2 separate regions of the Homo sapiens genome follow, and region 2 is linked to region 1. Evidence: chromatin contacts called from ENCODE Hi-C or POLR2A ChIA-PET data. All regions are on one chromosome and are shown on one strand. The core of a region is the stretch at or near the end of the contact, and the rest is flanking DNA. Distances in the headings are between cores, read along the strand shown.

What was found. A loop is a pair of places that touch in the nucleus more often than their neighbours do. ChIA-PET counts read pairs that join two places held with the same protein, here RNA polymerase II (POLR2A). Pooled maps may share reads with other maps.
Region 2: a loop to region 1 is called in a map of PC-3, with 3 times the contacts of the local background. The contact joins two enhancer-like sites. A Hi-C loop is called at or near these places in 1 of 168 maps with a recorded cell type or tissue (PC-3) and 3 of 50 pooled maps. POLR2A ChIA-PET finds 5 or more read pairs at or near these places in 2 of 52 experiments (AG04449 and WTC11).

What each region holds. Positions count from the first base shown.
Region 1 is chr12:117,680,991-117,688,605 of GRCh38, reverse strand. All of the region lies in intron 4 of KSR2 (kinase suppressor of ras 2), which reads left to right. Among named protein-coding and RNA genes, the nearest start is that of KSR2, 280 kb to the left of the region's middle. Within about 2 kb of position 2,890, at least 8 of the 41 ENCODE cell types and tissues checked have a DNase peak (open chromatin) inside an H3K27ac peak, as active enhancers do; they include PC-3, where a contact is called at or near this core.
Region 2 is chr12:117,849,939-117,857,553 of GRCh38, reverse strand. It overlaps KSR2 (kinase suppressor of ras 2), which reads left to right. Exons shown (of 20, transcript NM_173598.6): 3 at 1,976-2,126. Among named protein-coding and RNA genes, the nearest start is that of KSR2, 120 kb to the left of the region's middle. Within about 2 kb of position 3,818, at least 5 of the 41 ENCODE cell types and tissues checked have a DNase peak (open chromatin) inside an H3K27ac peak, as active enhancers do; they include PC-3, where a contact is called at or near this core.

The DNA of each region.
Region 1 (7,615 bases), core at 1,641-4,140:
TTTGCTTCAGAGCATCAGCCAATGTCAAACCTGCCAATTGGACACTGGCTGATGTTATCGGTGTAGAATTATGATGCAGAGAGTGGTTCTGGGGAGCTTGAAATGATCTTTGGAAAGCATGATAAAATGCAGATTTGTGGGCCCCACCCCAAAGGACTTGAGAAACTTTTGAGTTGCGGGTACTTAGTCTGATTTAGTGAAAAAATTGAGCTATAGACTTTTTTTTTCTGAGACAAGGTCTTGCTCTGTCACCCAGGCCGGGGTGCAGTGGCGTGATGGCTCACTGCAACCTCCGCCTCCCGGGTTCAAGCGATTCTCCCGCCTCAGCCTCCCAAGTAGCTGGGATTGCAGGCACCCACCACCATTCCTGGCCAGTTTTTGTATTTTTCGTAGAGACGGGGTTTTACCATGTTGGCCAGGCTGGTATCGAACTCCTGACCTCAAGTGATCCACCCATCTCAGCCTCCCAAAGTGCTGGGATTACAGGCGTGAGCCACCACACCCGGCCAATAGACTTTTTTTTAAAAGGGAATTCAGCTTTAAAGGTTTCAGAATACGTTAGAGACGAGATCTTTGGTTGCAAACAACAGAAGCCAACTCTATCTAACTTAGGCTGAAAATGAACTTGTTTGGGATATTATGGGATAACTCTCAGGATTGACAGGAAAGCTGGAGACCCAGGCTCAGAAAGGGGCAGGACCCAGGTGTCTTTGGGCTCTAAGTAGCAGGGATGACTTGACAGCTGATTTTGGGAGGGACCACTACTAGATTGAGCTTCAAATATTTTTTTCCATCGTGTGTCATGCTGTTGAAGATTCATATTCCCAAGAGAGACTCAGATTGGTCTGATTGGCACCTGGTGAGTTAGGGGAAGGCAGTGTACCCTAGTTGACACCCCCAATAAGGTTGTGCACAGAGTAGGAGAGAGAATTCCCCGAGGTGGAGTGGGGTGAATGCTAGACGGTCACAAAACCAGTGTCCTCTGCAAGACAGCAGTACAGGCTATTGGCTCAGATATTGAAATGCCTGAGTCCGGCTGAGCAGGAATAATTACATAGATGAACACGTTAAGTGACAATTTGCAGCGAGCCCACCCTCTATACTGTTTGATCCCAAATAAGCAAATTTTCTACCCTAACAAGTTCATGCTGGATGCAAAAGTTGAAAGCACATCAAAAGCCTGGCTTTGAAGAAACCCACTAATTTCAGGCAACAGTTCTTCAAACTCTCGTGGAAAAAGAGATTCAGACTTTGTTTCCTGGAGTCACAGTAGGAGAGCCACGACTGAATTATTAGAAATTCCACACTGGTGGGATCATACTTGCTGATGTTTAATTGCACTCTCTGCTGAGCTCACACTGACTCACTTGCCCCCACAGAAGCAAGGGGCAGACAAAGAGGCAGGAGAGGTTATCCTGTTGTATAAATAAGAAGACCTGAAACCACACAGATTCTGACCTGCCCAAGGTCGTGCTGGAAGCTTGGAAAAGAGGGAGCAGCATCACAGAATCGCCGCTTTGAGGGTGGATAAGCTTTTAAGGATGAGTTGCTCTAAGCCCCTCATTTTACAAGCGAGGAAGCTAAGAGCTCACTGAGGTTAAGCAACTAGCCCTGGGCACCCAGCCAGCCAGCCCGCCAGCCCCAGCATCTTCTGAGTCCTCTCCAAGCCCTCAGGAACTGGTAGATACTGTTCGTTGTCTGTCTCTCGGGCTCTGATGCGTGGATTTCAGCGTGGATCTCATAGAATCATAGATTGAAATATATTCCAATTTAGGCATGTTTGTAAGGATTCACTCTCTGTTTATTTTTTCCCAGGATAAAGGAAGCATCTGTGAAATATCCCATAGGTGGCAAAACTATCAGTTTCCTTGAGTAAAACATTTCTGGCTGACCTCCTGCTTGCACAGAGAAGGGTCTTTACGGGCTTACCACCTGAGTAGACAATGATCAATGATGCATTTGCTTAGAACACTGACTCTGGGTGCTTTCCTATGGAGATGCTGGAGTGTTGAGAATCCAGATGACAATGAGCTTTTTTATCCAGGTGTTACAAGCAAATCCAGGTCCTAGGGAGTCTGTGATATATTTTAGGGTTAAGACCTTTGGGGTCAGACAGAACCAGGTTCAAATCCTGGCTCTGCCCCTTATATGCTGTGTGACCTTAGACAAGTCGCCTAGCCTCTCTGACCCTCTGTTTCTTCATCTGCAAATGACAGATCCCATCATAAAGAATAAAATGAGGCCAGGCATGGTGGCTCATGTCTGTAATCCCAGCCCTTTGGAAGACCAAGGCAGGAGGATCACTTTAGCCCAGGAGTTCAAGACCAGCCTAGGCAACATAGCAAGACCTCATCTCTGCTAAAAAAAAAAAAAAAAAAAAAAAAAAAAAATTAGCTGGGTGTGGTGGTGTGTGCCTGTGGTCCCAGCTACTGAGAAGACTGAGACAGGAGGATGGCTTGAACCCTGGAGATTGAGGCTGCATTGAGCTGTGATCACACCACTGCACTCCAGCCTGGATGACAGAACAAGACCCTGTTTCAAAAAAAGAAAAAAAAAGGAATAAAATGAGCTGATGCCTCTGAAATGCTTAGCACAAAGCCAGGCATGTAGGAAGGGTGAAATGAATGGCAGCTGTCATAATTAGGACCAAGGTACCTGAAGCAAAAAGGGATATAAAGGGACCTTCCGCAAATCTTTGCTTTTTACAGGGGGGGAATCAGCATTAAAATCCAAGGTAACTTAGGTAATGACAGAGCTAGGTCAGGAATTCATCCTCCTGCTTCTCTGTCCAGTGATCTTATCCACTCAACATGTGGCCTCTGGTGGTGGGTTGGGGGTGGGGCACCTGACAGGCCAAACCACTCCCTGCCCTGTGGGTCACATGGGCTGGAGGTGGGGATGCAGCTATTTCCTCTTCTGGGCCCCTCCCCTCTGCTGTCTTCTACAGCCTCTGATTTCGGGAATGTTTGTGAGTCAAATGACTCCCTGTTCCACTCTTTGGCCCCAGAGGGAGGCCAGGAGATGCGGGCAGAAGCTAGCACTGGCCATTTCTCTGGGGGCCCATCACTTACTGGGCTGATGGAAGCCTGCCCACACCATCAGCCCCGGGGAGACAGTGAGAGCAGACCTCTGCGCCAATTTATCTTGGAAATTGTCTTTTCTTCAGGCAAGGGGAGGAGGAAGGAAACCTAAAAGAAAACATCCAGCCACATGGCCGTGAAATCTCTGCCCAAAATCAGTCATCCTTTTTAATAATGAGGGCTGTCACGAGCTCTGGTTCAGTCGGAAATGATGGCCTGTGTAAATATTTGGTCTGTAACCGATTTATGGGTTTGGGAACAAAAAAATAAGATTAGTCACTAATCACAGGGATGCAGGAAAATCAACGGGCCTGGACGCCAACACAGATCAGGCCTAAGAGGCAAAGTCCGGGTCGCTGTCTGGATGAGCTCAGGGGATGGTGGAGGAGGCTGGGCTGTGCTGTGCAGTGGGTCTCTACTGGAAGAGGGAGCCATGGGCTTCTGGATTATTCCATGGGGCAGAGGCAGCATTGTCAGTGTCCAGTTAAAGAACTGGCTGAGACCAGCCCCTACCCCTCCCCTCCCAGATTGCGAGTCTAAGATTGATTCTCCTTGGCTAACCCTGAAATTGACAACCTGTTTGCACAGGTACCTCTGTAAAATGGGAACACATGCGATCAACTCTTACGGTAGAATTAATAGAGTGATGAGGAACTAGCTTTGAAATCCGCCAGAACTGCCATCACACTCCAGCCTGTGTTGAATTGTGATCTGCATACATTAATTATTGGGAACGCCGGTTACCTTAACTACAAAATGGAAGTCATAATTGCTCCAACCCCAAATGAGATAATGTGTCATGAGCACAGTGTCCGGCCCCTGGCATGTGACACAGAGAGAACTTGGTGCTGACATAGGCATTTGTATGAGAATTGGAATTCCCTCCCCGAAGTGGGCTGGTACAGGCACTTACCTCTCCTGCCAGCTAAACCCCACATAACCACTCTACACAGTAAATGCCTCCTATTGGAAATATGTATAGAGGGTGGGTGCCAGCCTTGCCTCTCTCATGGCATCGAGGAAAATTGGATCCACTGGAGTGCCACCCCCTCCCTGCTCATTTCCATGGAAAGCCCGTGAGCATTCATGTAATAGTACAGTGGAAACACTTGGATTTTCATGTATTTGTTTAGTTAAACTGTTTTTATGGAGCTGTTACTATATGCCAGGCTTTGTGCTGGGTGCTGGGAGCCAGAAAGAAGTTAAACACAACCCCTGCCTTCCCAGCACTCCCAAACCAGTGGGAGAGGCCCATACTCATCAAGTCATCAGAAAAATCAGTGTGTACCTCAAAACTGTGGTCAGAGCGGTGGAGAAGACCTAACCCATACCAGGAGGGGTGGGTCAGGATGAGGAAAGGAGAGACACTAGATAAAGTCCCAGTGGCAGAGATGAGGGCTCTAGGGGAGCCAGGTGATGGGAAGTGGGATTCAGGGGCTACTCTTAGTGTTTTGTTTTCACTTCCCAACTTTCAGGTAAGTCTAGATCCTATTAGAACAGTGGTTGGGAAACTACCCAACCTACTGTCTAGCCCAGGGGCCAAGTTCAGCCAATTGCCTATTTTTGTAAATAGCTTTATCGGAACATGGTCATACGTGTTCACTTACACATTGTCTGCAGCTGAGTTTCTGCTACAAAGTCAGAAATGGAGAGTTTTAGTAGAGAGCAAGTGACTTGCAAAGCCGAAGGTATTTCCTCTCTGGCCCTTTGCAGAAAAGATTTGGCAACCTCTGCATCAGGACATCTTTCCTTTCCTCTCCCTTTCTTTATTCCTCTCTTGCCCTAGACCTGAAGTGTGTCTTAGTGGACAAGAGGGGAATATGTATTTAAGGGACATTTTGTTCGTTCTTCAAATCTAGCCTTGGTAGAAGGTCTGTTAGGTATCAAGAGATGATTTGTCACTGAGCGAAGTTTAATCTCTAAAATAAGCACTATCTAGCTGTTCTTCAAACATCTTGCATATTTTTCAGGTGTAAATGTTCCAATAGACATATAATATACACATTTATGTAGGTATAGGATATGTGTTTAATTTCTAGGAATTTATACCTAACTACATTTTCATTTTTGCCAACTAAATCCAAGATACCAGTTACCAGCTGACTTATAGCAGCCATTTAGGAAACAAAAATCCAACTCAAATTTGATCTTCAATGTGTAACTTCTTGAAAAAATAATGAAATATCATCAAAATATTAAATAACAGTTGACTCTGTTATTTAATGTCTGTTTCTCTGTTTTCTAGAATTTTTTTCCTTTGACAAAAATAAAAAGAAAACATTCTAGGCAAAAAAAATAGTATATGTCATATACTATTTATATATGACTACTATATAACTAAAAATTGTGTTTTATTTTTATAAAGGAATGCTTCTGTTACTAAATTCAAATGGTAGAGACAAGTCTAAAAGTAACGAAGTATCTACTCCCCAAATCCACAGCCCCCTCACCTGCCAACTGCCCCTTGCCTGTCTTTCTAGAAAGTGTTGATACGTATATGTGCCTGCATCTTAGACTGTACATCTATTTGAAGCTTCAACTTAGGAGGCATCTGACTCCTCTGCCTCTCACCCCTAACACACTGAAACTGCTGGCAAGTCCTGGGAGAGCTGAGTCCCCTCCCTCCAACCTCATGACCTCCACCCTGCTCCAATCCTCCATCCTCTCTTGCCTGGGTGACTCCAACACCCTCCTTTCCAGATCCCCCAATTCCATTCTTGCTGCCGTTCTTGTTCCATTCTTGTTGGTCAACTTTCTACACATCTGGCAGAGTGATCTTTTTAATTTTAATATTAAGTTCTGAGATACAGCCAGGCGCGGTGGCTCACACCTGTGGTCCCAGCACTTTGGGAGGCTGAGGCAGCGGGTCAGCCGAGGTCGGGAGTTTGAGACCAGCCTGACCAACATGGAGAAACCCCGTCTCACTAAAAATATGAAAAATTAGCCCTGGTGTGGTGGTGCGCACCTGTATTCCCAGTTACTTGGGAGGCTGAGGCAGGAGAATAGCTTGAACCTGGGAAGCAGAGGTTGCGGTGAGCCGAGATTGCGCCGTTGCATTCCAGCCTGGGCAACAAGAACAAAACTCCGTCTCAAAAAAAAAAACAAAAAAAACTGAAGTACATGTGCAGGACATGCAGGTTTGTCACATAGGTAAATGTGTGCCATGGTGGTTTGCTGCACCTATCAACTCATCACCTAGGTATTAAGCCCAGCATGCATTAGCTATTTTTCCTAATGTTCTCTCTCCCCCCGCCCCCGCAATAGGCCCCAGTGTGTGTTGTTCCCTTCCCTGTGTCTACATGTTCTCATTGTTCAGCTCCCACTTATAAGTGATAACATGTGGTGTTTGGTTCTGTGTTCCTGCATTAGTTTGCTGAGGATAATGGCTTCCAGCTCAGTCCATGTCCCTGCAAAGGACATGATCTCATTTCTTTTTATGGCTGCATGGTATTCCACGTTGTATATGTACCACATTTTCTTTATCCAGTCTATCATTGATGGGCATTTGGGTTGATTCCATGTCTTTGCTATTGTGAATAGTGCTGTAGTGAACATACATGTGCATATATCTTTATAATAGAATGATTTATATTCCTTTGGGTATATACCCTTTAATGAGATTGCTAGTTCAAATGGTACTTCTGGTTCTAGATCTTTGAGGAATTGCCACACTGTCTTCCCCAACGGTTTAATTAATTTGCATTCCTGCCAGTAGTGTAAAAGTGTTTCTATTTCTCCCCCATTTAGCAAATGGTGCTGGGAGAAGTGGCTAGCCATACGCAGAAAACTGAAACTGGACCCCTTCCTTACACCTTATACAAAAATCAACTCAAGGTGGATTAAAGACTTTAAAGTGATCTTTTAAAAGCAGAATCCAATTCTGTTATCTTCCTTCTTAAAGTCCTCCAACAGCTTCCCAAAGTTCTCAGCATAAAACCCTACCTCCTAACAAGGACCTGCAGTGATCTGGCCCTGCTGCCTCCCGACTTCACCTCTGCCCCTCTCCTCGTCACTTACTCTGAGTTTCCCTGTCCTGGCTTTGCACCAGTTCTGTGGACTCCGCGACATTCCCCCTGCCTCAGGCTGCCTGATCCTTCTTCCTTCAAATCTTTCAAATCTGGCTTCTCCTTGACATTCAGGTCTCAGCCAAAATGCCAGGTCTGCCTTCCCACCCAGTTACTCACTACCATATCACTGGATTTTAATTCTCTATGTAGAAGCTCTTATTATTGTCATTTATTTATGTATTTATTTTTGAGATGGGTTCTGGCCTTGCCACCTAGGCTGGAGTGCAGTGGCACAATCTTGACTCACTGCAGCCTCCACCTCCTGGGCTCAGGTGATCCTCCCACTTCAGCCTCCCTAGTAGCTGGGACTACAGGTGCGCACTACCATGCCTGGCTAATTTTTGTATTTTTTGTAGAGTTAGGGTTTCATCATCTTACCCAGGCTGGTCTCAAACTCCTGAGCTCAAGGGATCCACTTGCCTTGGCCTCCCAAAGTGCTGGGATTACAGGCATGAGCCACCACACCTG
Region 2 (7,615 bases), core at 2,569-5,068, 170 kb before region 1:
TCCATTTTTGATGTTATAAAAATGTTACTTTTATGATTTTTTTCTGAACTTAAGCTTTAGAGTAAATTGAAATATATACATATATAAATCATAAGATTAAAATGCACAAGTGAATCCTGAAGCAAAGAGGAGAATCCTTTTATGTTATGAATCACCCCCTTCAAACATGAGTCATTCTGTACCTTCAGATCCTGGACTGGGTGCAGTGGCTCAAGTCCGTAATCTCAGCACTTTTGGAAACCGAGGTGGGAGGATCACTTGAGGCCAGGAATTCGAGACCAGCCTGGGCAACATAGTGAGATCCTATCTCTACAAAAAAATTTAAAAATTAGCCAGGCATGTTGGTGCATGCCTGTAGTCCCAGCTACTCAGGAGACTGAGGTGGGAGGGTCGCTTGAACCCAGGAGTTTGAGGCTGCAGTGAGATATGATGGCCTCACTGCACCCCAGCCTGGTGACAGAGGGAGACCCTGTCTCTATTTAAGAAAAACAACAACCAGAAATAAACAGATCCGTGGTCATCACCTTTCTTAAAGGGGCTCACCAGCAATGTGTCCCTATTTGAGAAAGCCTCTAAGTGACTCCACTATTCTTCTCTCTCTGCCCCCTGCCTGCCTGGGTGAGTTGAAAAGGCACCATAGCTCATATTTTTGAAGATAATTTTTTGTACTGAGACAGTTTTCTTCTTTCTGGCTATCAGTTTAATGTGGGAGCTGTATCTTGTTGTAATACACAAACATGACCACAAGAGGGTAGATGTATTCCGCAATACTGCCCTAGAAACACCATCCGTAGGCTATTTCACCCTTATTTACTTTCGGAGGCTGAGGTGGGCAGATCACCTGAGGTCAGGAGTTTGAGACCAGCCTGGCCAACATGGTGAAACCCTGTCTCTACTAAAAATACAAAAATTAGCCAGGCGTGGTGGTGAGTGGCTGTAATCCTAGCTACTTAGGAGGCTGAGGCAGGAGAATCGCTTGAACCCGGGAGGTGGATGTTGCAGTGAGCCGAGATCGCGCCATTGCACTCCAGCCTGGGAAACAAGAGCGAGACTGTCTCAAAACAAACAAACAAATAAACAAAAAACAAAAAAAGGCAAAAAACCCTTAAGTAATAACAATATATGTTAAAATGTTGAGTAGTAAGTGCTATAAAAGAAGACTCATATATACATACAGATACTGATGCATAAATATAGAAGCTTGACAAATTTTGAGGTGTGTCCATATGATGGTCTAGGGAGACACTGTTTTGGGAACATGGGGTGGCGGTGAAAGTTCACCTGCCCAACACGTTAAGTTGGGAATCCTACCTTTTCTAGGTCCCTTTCCCCCACTCCACGCTATACTCCAGTGTTTCTGCTTTGCCTTAGGATGCAAAGCCATGCCCCATGGGGCTCAAAAACAAACCTAGTTTCATTTCCAGCACGGGGCATGGACTTTCAGCCCCTTTTCCATTAGGGTTTCTGAAGACCAGTGTGAGCCCTAGACCCTGCAGCCAGAGAAGAGAGGAAGCAGAGAGAGAGTGGGACCCAGCCACCAGCACACCTGCCTTGTCCTGTGCTTGCTCTGAGTTTGTGCTGGGATTTTAGATGAGTCCCTGCAGAGTGGGAGGCACTGAGAGCCAAGCAAACATGAAAAAATGGGGCCCTGCCTTATAAACATTCGAGAGACAGGCACAGTGTTGACGCCAGACAGGGTAGTAATTATAATAGCACTAAGCACCTGCGCTACCTTGCCAAGTATGGACACTTAGGAGTCCCACTTTACAGATGAGCAAAGTGAGGCCCAGAGAGGTTGAGCGACTGGTCAGAGGTTATCTAGATAATGAGTGGCAAACCCGAGATTCGGAGACCCCACTGTCATGCAAAGCGTTTACACTGCGGAGTGTTCTCCTCTAGGCACCACTACAGGGCAGCGTGGAGGCAGAGATGCTGTTCCTGCCCCACGGTTGACAATCCTTCTCCCCTCCTCTAGGAAATCTCCCCCGGCCAGCTGAGCCTGGAGGACCTCTTGGAGATGACGGATGAACAGGTGTGCGAGACTGTGGAGAAATACGGAGCCAACCGGGAGGAGTGTGCCCGCCTCAACGCCTCCCTCTCCTGCCTCAGGAATGTCCACATGTCAGGTGAGCAGGCCCCGGGGTCGGGGATGTGGAGACTTGTCCCCAGCACAGCTGCCGCGGTCCCTCGGCATCCCGTGCCCGCCACTGCAGGCCAGGACGAGACAGAGTCAACCCTGGGGGGCAAATCCGAAACGCAGGAAGAGGCAGCGTGGACCTGGGATTTGGAGGCCGGAAGACACCAGCAAGGGCAGCTCTTGGATTTGAACTCTTGCCCCAGGAAGACCCGCTGAGGTTTAGGGTATCTGGTTCTGGATAATTAGGGTCCAGATATGAAAATATTGAGTGTGAATAGGAGACCAGGGTCTTTTTACTTTAGACATTCTGACGTGGCTTTGCATTTTGGGTCAATGTCTAGCTTCTAATTTTTTTTTTAACAGAAGTAATTTGCATTAATTGTAACATAAACCAGAAAATAGATTTTAAAAAAATCACCCTAAGCTCCACCCTCTAGGTAACTGCTCTTGTCATTTTGGTATAATTTTTCCTGACAAATGGATATATGTATACTTTAAAAAATAGAATTATCCACACATATTGCTTAAATTTTTTTTTTTTTCACCTAATAAAATAACCTCTGTGACTTGTTCTATCAGTTTGGGGGCCAAATATATTGTCATCCCTCCTGGATCTTTTCCATTAATTGCTCAGATACCTGTTTGTCTTTATTAGCAGAACATCAGATATCATCTTCCTGAGGCTTCCTGCTTCTCTTTAGCCTCATGATTTTTCTGCAAATTCTGGGGCCTTTCTGTCCCAAGGGATCCGCTCTGCACATGCCAGCCACGGAGAAGTGTTAGTGGCCATCAGCACGGTTGTTGCAGTTCCCACCACAAGGTGTCACTGTTGAGCATCAGTCTGGCAGAGTCAGGTGGAGGCTCACAGATGCCCTTGCTTGATTCAACCTGCTCTATTCAACAAGCATTTGTTGAATATTGTTCTAGGCCTGGAGAAGTCTTCTAATCTGAGTGGCTATGGGGTGCCAGCAGGGCTGAGAAGGCAGCGGTGAACAAAACAGAACATACTTGAAACAGGTCATCGGCCCAGTCCTCCATGCGTGCCCTTTTGTATTTTTTCTTGCTGGCAGATCCTGATTCAGGTACAGTCAGCATCAAAAGGGACCATGCGGCCGGGCACACTGGCTCACGCCTGTAATCCCAGCACTTTGGGAGGCCAAGGCAGGAGGATCTCTTGTGCTCAGGAATTCCAGACCAGCCTGGGCAACATGGCGAAACCCCGTCTCTACAAAAAATACAAAAAAATGTGCCATGTGTGGTGGCACACGCCTGTAGTCCCAGCTACTCGGGAGGCTGAGGCTGGTGGATCACTTGAGCCCAGGACATTGATTGAGGCTGCAGTGAGCTATGATCACACTGCTGCACTCCAGCCTGGGTGACAGAGCAAGATCCTGTCTCAAAAATAAAATGGGGGGCAGACCATGCACTGGGGGCTGTCTTATGTGTTGAAGGATGTTTGGTTAGAAGCATCCTTGACCTCTGCCCATGAGATACCAGTAACATCCCCCAACTCAAAGTCATGACACATGGAAATATCCCCAGATATTTCAAAATGTTCCCAGGGAGGCAAAATCACTCCTGGCTGACGAGCTGTAAAGGTCATGTTACTCTTTACCTCTAGCACAATGGTGTTGACTCACCCAACATGAGTGTGGCTGACAGGGAGGGGCCTCTCAGTCACTCAGTACATACAAAATCTGCTCCAAAGGTGACTTTCTCTCTTTACCCACAGTGAGAAGCAGATGGCAGTTTTCTCTCTTTAAAAAAAAATTGCAGGCTAGGCATGGTGGCTCACACCTGTAATCCCAGCACTTTGGGAGGCCAAGGTGGGAGAATTGCTTGAACCCAGGAGTTTGAGACCAGCCTGGGCAACATAAAGAGACTCTACCTCTACCAAAAAAAGAAAATTAGCTGGGTGTGGTGGCATGCGCCTGTAGTCCTAGCTACTTGGGAGGCTGAAGTGGGAGGATTGCTTGAGTCCTGGAGGTCAAGTCTGCAGCAAGCTGAGATAGTACCACTGAACTCCAGCCTGGCCCACAGAGTGAGGTCCTGTCTTAAAAAAAATTGCACCAAATTACAGTGTTGTCATAAACATCTTCCTTTGTCAATAAATGCATTCACTTCTTATTTTTAATACCTGAATACTAACAATTTATTCAACCAATCTCCTATTTTTGGAAATATCCATATTTTTCCTATCATAAGCAACGCTGCTGTGAATACCCCTGAGTGTTATCTTTGGGGACCCCCGTGGCTATTTCTTTACAGTGAATTCATAGGAGAGGGGTCTTGCAGTGGAACATTTGCATATTTTGGCCGGACGTGGTGGCTCACACCTATAATCCCAGCACTTTAGGAGGCCGAGGCCGGTGGATCACCTGAGGTCAGGAGTTTGAGACCAGCCTGACCAACATAGTGAAACCCCATCTCTACTAAAAATACAAAAATTTAGCTGGGCTTGGTGGCGCATGCCTGTAATCCCAGCTATTTGGGAGGCTGAGGCAGGAGAATCTCTTGAACCTGGGAGGTGGAGGTTGCAGTGAGCTGAGATTGTGCCACTGCACTGCAGCCTGGGTGACAGCGAGACTCCATTTCAAAAACAAAAAACAACAACAAAAAACCCATATTTTAAAAATTATGGTGAACATTGTCATATATCTTTCCAGAAAGTTTGTACCAATTTATGCCGGCACAATGCCTGACAGTGAGCGTTTGAGGTTAGGTTTTTAATTGCTTTTCAGAATTCATGTTGTCTCATCCGGGAGGCACTACTGAGTTTGGCAGCATCCTTAAAAGTAGAGTGAGATTCCAGTTTCCATGAGAGAGGCATTTATGTCAGCCTTATGGGAAAGAATAGTTATTTTTTTGTGACATTCTAGGCTGTGCGAGACCATGGGGAAGAATAGTCATTTTTTTGTGACATTCTAGGCTGTGCGAGACCATGAAAGTTCTGGTGCTCCGATTTTTATTTATTTATTTATTTATTTTGAGACAGAGTCTTACTCTTGTCACCCAGGCTGGAGTGCAGTGGTGCGACCTCGGCTCATTGTAACCTCCACCTCCTGGGTTCAAACAGTTCTCCTGCCTTAGCCTCCCGAGTAACTGGGACTACAGGTGCATGCCACCACGCCCAGCTAGTTTTTTTTTTTGTATTTTAGTAGAGACGAGGTTTCACCGTGTTGCCCAGGCTGGTCTTGACCTCCTGAGCTCAGGCAATCCGCCTGCCTTGGCCTCCCAGAGTGCTAGGATTACAAGTGTGAGCCATCACACCTGGCCCTGTCCTCTGATCTTTTTAAAAATTTTTTTGATCCAGATGGACAGTACAATTTATATTGTGACCCCCCCCACACACATAGGTACACATACATGCACACACACAGCTACACATACACATACACAATTATAGCATGTTTCATGAAACAATACTCCTCCTTCTTATGCATGATGAAGATGTTGTAAATTCATTCCTGTTCTATTCTATATCATTTAGTAGATGCTAGTAATAGCCACTTTCTTTTTTTTTTTTTTAAGATGGAGTCTCTCTGTCGCCCAGGCTGCAGTGCAGTGGCATGATCTCGGCTCACTGCAAACTCCACTTCCTGGATTCAAGTGATTCCCTTGCCTCAGCCTCCTGAGTAGCTGGGACAACAGGCATGCGCCACCATGCTGCTCTAATTTTTGTATTTTTAGTAGAGGCGGGGTTTCCCTATGTTGGCTAGGCTGGTCTCAAACTCCTGACCTCAGGTGATCCATCCGGCTCGACCTCCCAAAGTGCTGGGATTACAGGTATGAGCCACCGTGCCTGGCCTGCCTCTATTTTTTGTTTTTTGAGACAGGGTCTTGCTTTGTCACCCAGGTTGGAGTACAGTGGTGTGATGTGATCACAGCTCACTGCAGCCTCGACCTTCTGGGCTCAAGCAACTGTCCCACCTCAGCCTCCCCAGTAGCTGGGACTACAGGTGCATACCACCACACCTGTCTAATTTTCGTGGAGACTAGGTTTCGCCTTGTCATTGCCCAGTTTGGTCTCGAAATCCTGGGTTCAAGCAGTCCTCCTGCCTCGGCCTCCTAAAGTGCTGGGATCACAGGCATGTGTCCCCATGCTTGGTCAAGCAGCACTTTTCATTACACACCTCACTATGGTTTGAACCTACACTGATCCCCTACCTCCACATAGGCCTCCCTCTGGACTCTTCCCAGGCTGCTAAGACTCAGTCTTCTATGTCCTGCCTCAGATGCCAGCCTTAGGGCCACTGGGACCTTGAAAGCAATGACCAAGTGCTCCATTTTAACCCATTCCTACAGCACTTAGCACTGAAGTCAGCTCAACTCAGACTTCTTAGTAAAGAATTGTGTACCCAGTTCTGATCCTTAACACTGTACTTCACGTATGCTGTTCCTGCAGGTGATGGTGCCACTTAAAAACATTTTAATGCTTACCTGTTTTGGGGAGCAATTTGTTTTTAAATGAATGCCTCTCTTTTCCACTAGACTGTAAGCTGCAAAAGGGCAGGGATCATACTTGTTTCTGCTCACTATTCAATTCCCAGGAAGATCAATATCTAGCACATAGTAATGGTTCAATACATGTGTATTTTTTTTTTTTTTGAGATGGGGTCTTGCTTTGTTGCCCAGCCTGGAGTGTAGTGGCGCAATCTTGGCTCACTGCAGCCTCTACCTCCTGGGGTCAAGCGATCCCCCCACTCAGCCTCCTGGGTAGCTAGGACTACAGGCGTGTGCCACCATGCCTGGCAAACTTTTCTGTATTTTTTGTAGAGATAGAGTTTTGTCATGTTGCTCCAGCTGGTCTCGAACTCCTGAGCTCAAGCAATCCTTGAAAACTTACCAGTGGCTTAAAGAACACAGTCTTCCTCATGGATTGGAAAACATCCCAGGGTTTGGCTCCTACTTGAAGTCCTACCATTCACATTTTCCCTTCAAGCCCTAAATATCTGCTAAATTCATGAATTACTTAGAGTTTTCTAGATGAGGCTTGGATTTCACATCTTGGTACTCACATCCCTCTGCCTAGAATTTTCTTTCCTTTTGTCCTTCTGGTGAATCCCTGCTCTTCCCCAGGCCCAGTGCAAAGCCTGGTTCTCTATGAGGCCTTTCCTGGGCTCTGCAAACTGAGCTGACCTCTTGCCTTGGCTACCGGAACAGCAGATACTTCAGTGACCACCAGGTCTACACCGCTGAGCCCCTCCCTACCTCTGAAAAGCTGTGTGATGTGCTTGCTATTAATGTCCACCAGGGGGAACCAGTGAGCCATCCTCAAAGTATCCTTCATGTTTGGAATTCCCTTCTTCCCTCAAAAATAATAATTGGTTCCTTGAAGCTTCTAACCATCTTGGGAGTTGGATGGCTTTCCTTTACTCTAAAAATGTTATCCCAGACTGAGGAATAAACTAGTATCTTTCCCATCATACTCTTACTTCTTGAGGGTGATATTGTATTCATCTTAATAGCCCCAGCTCA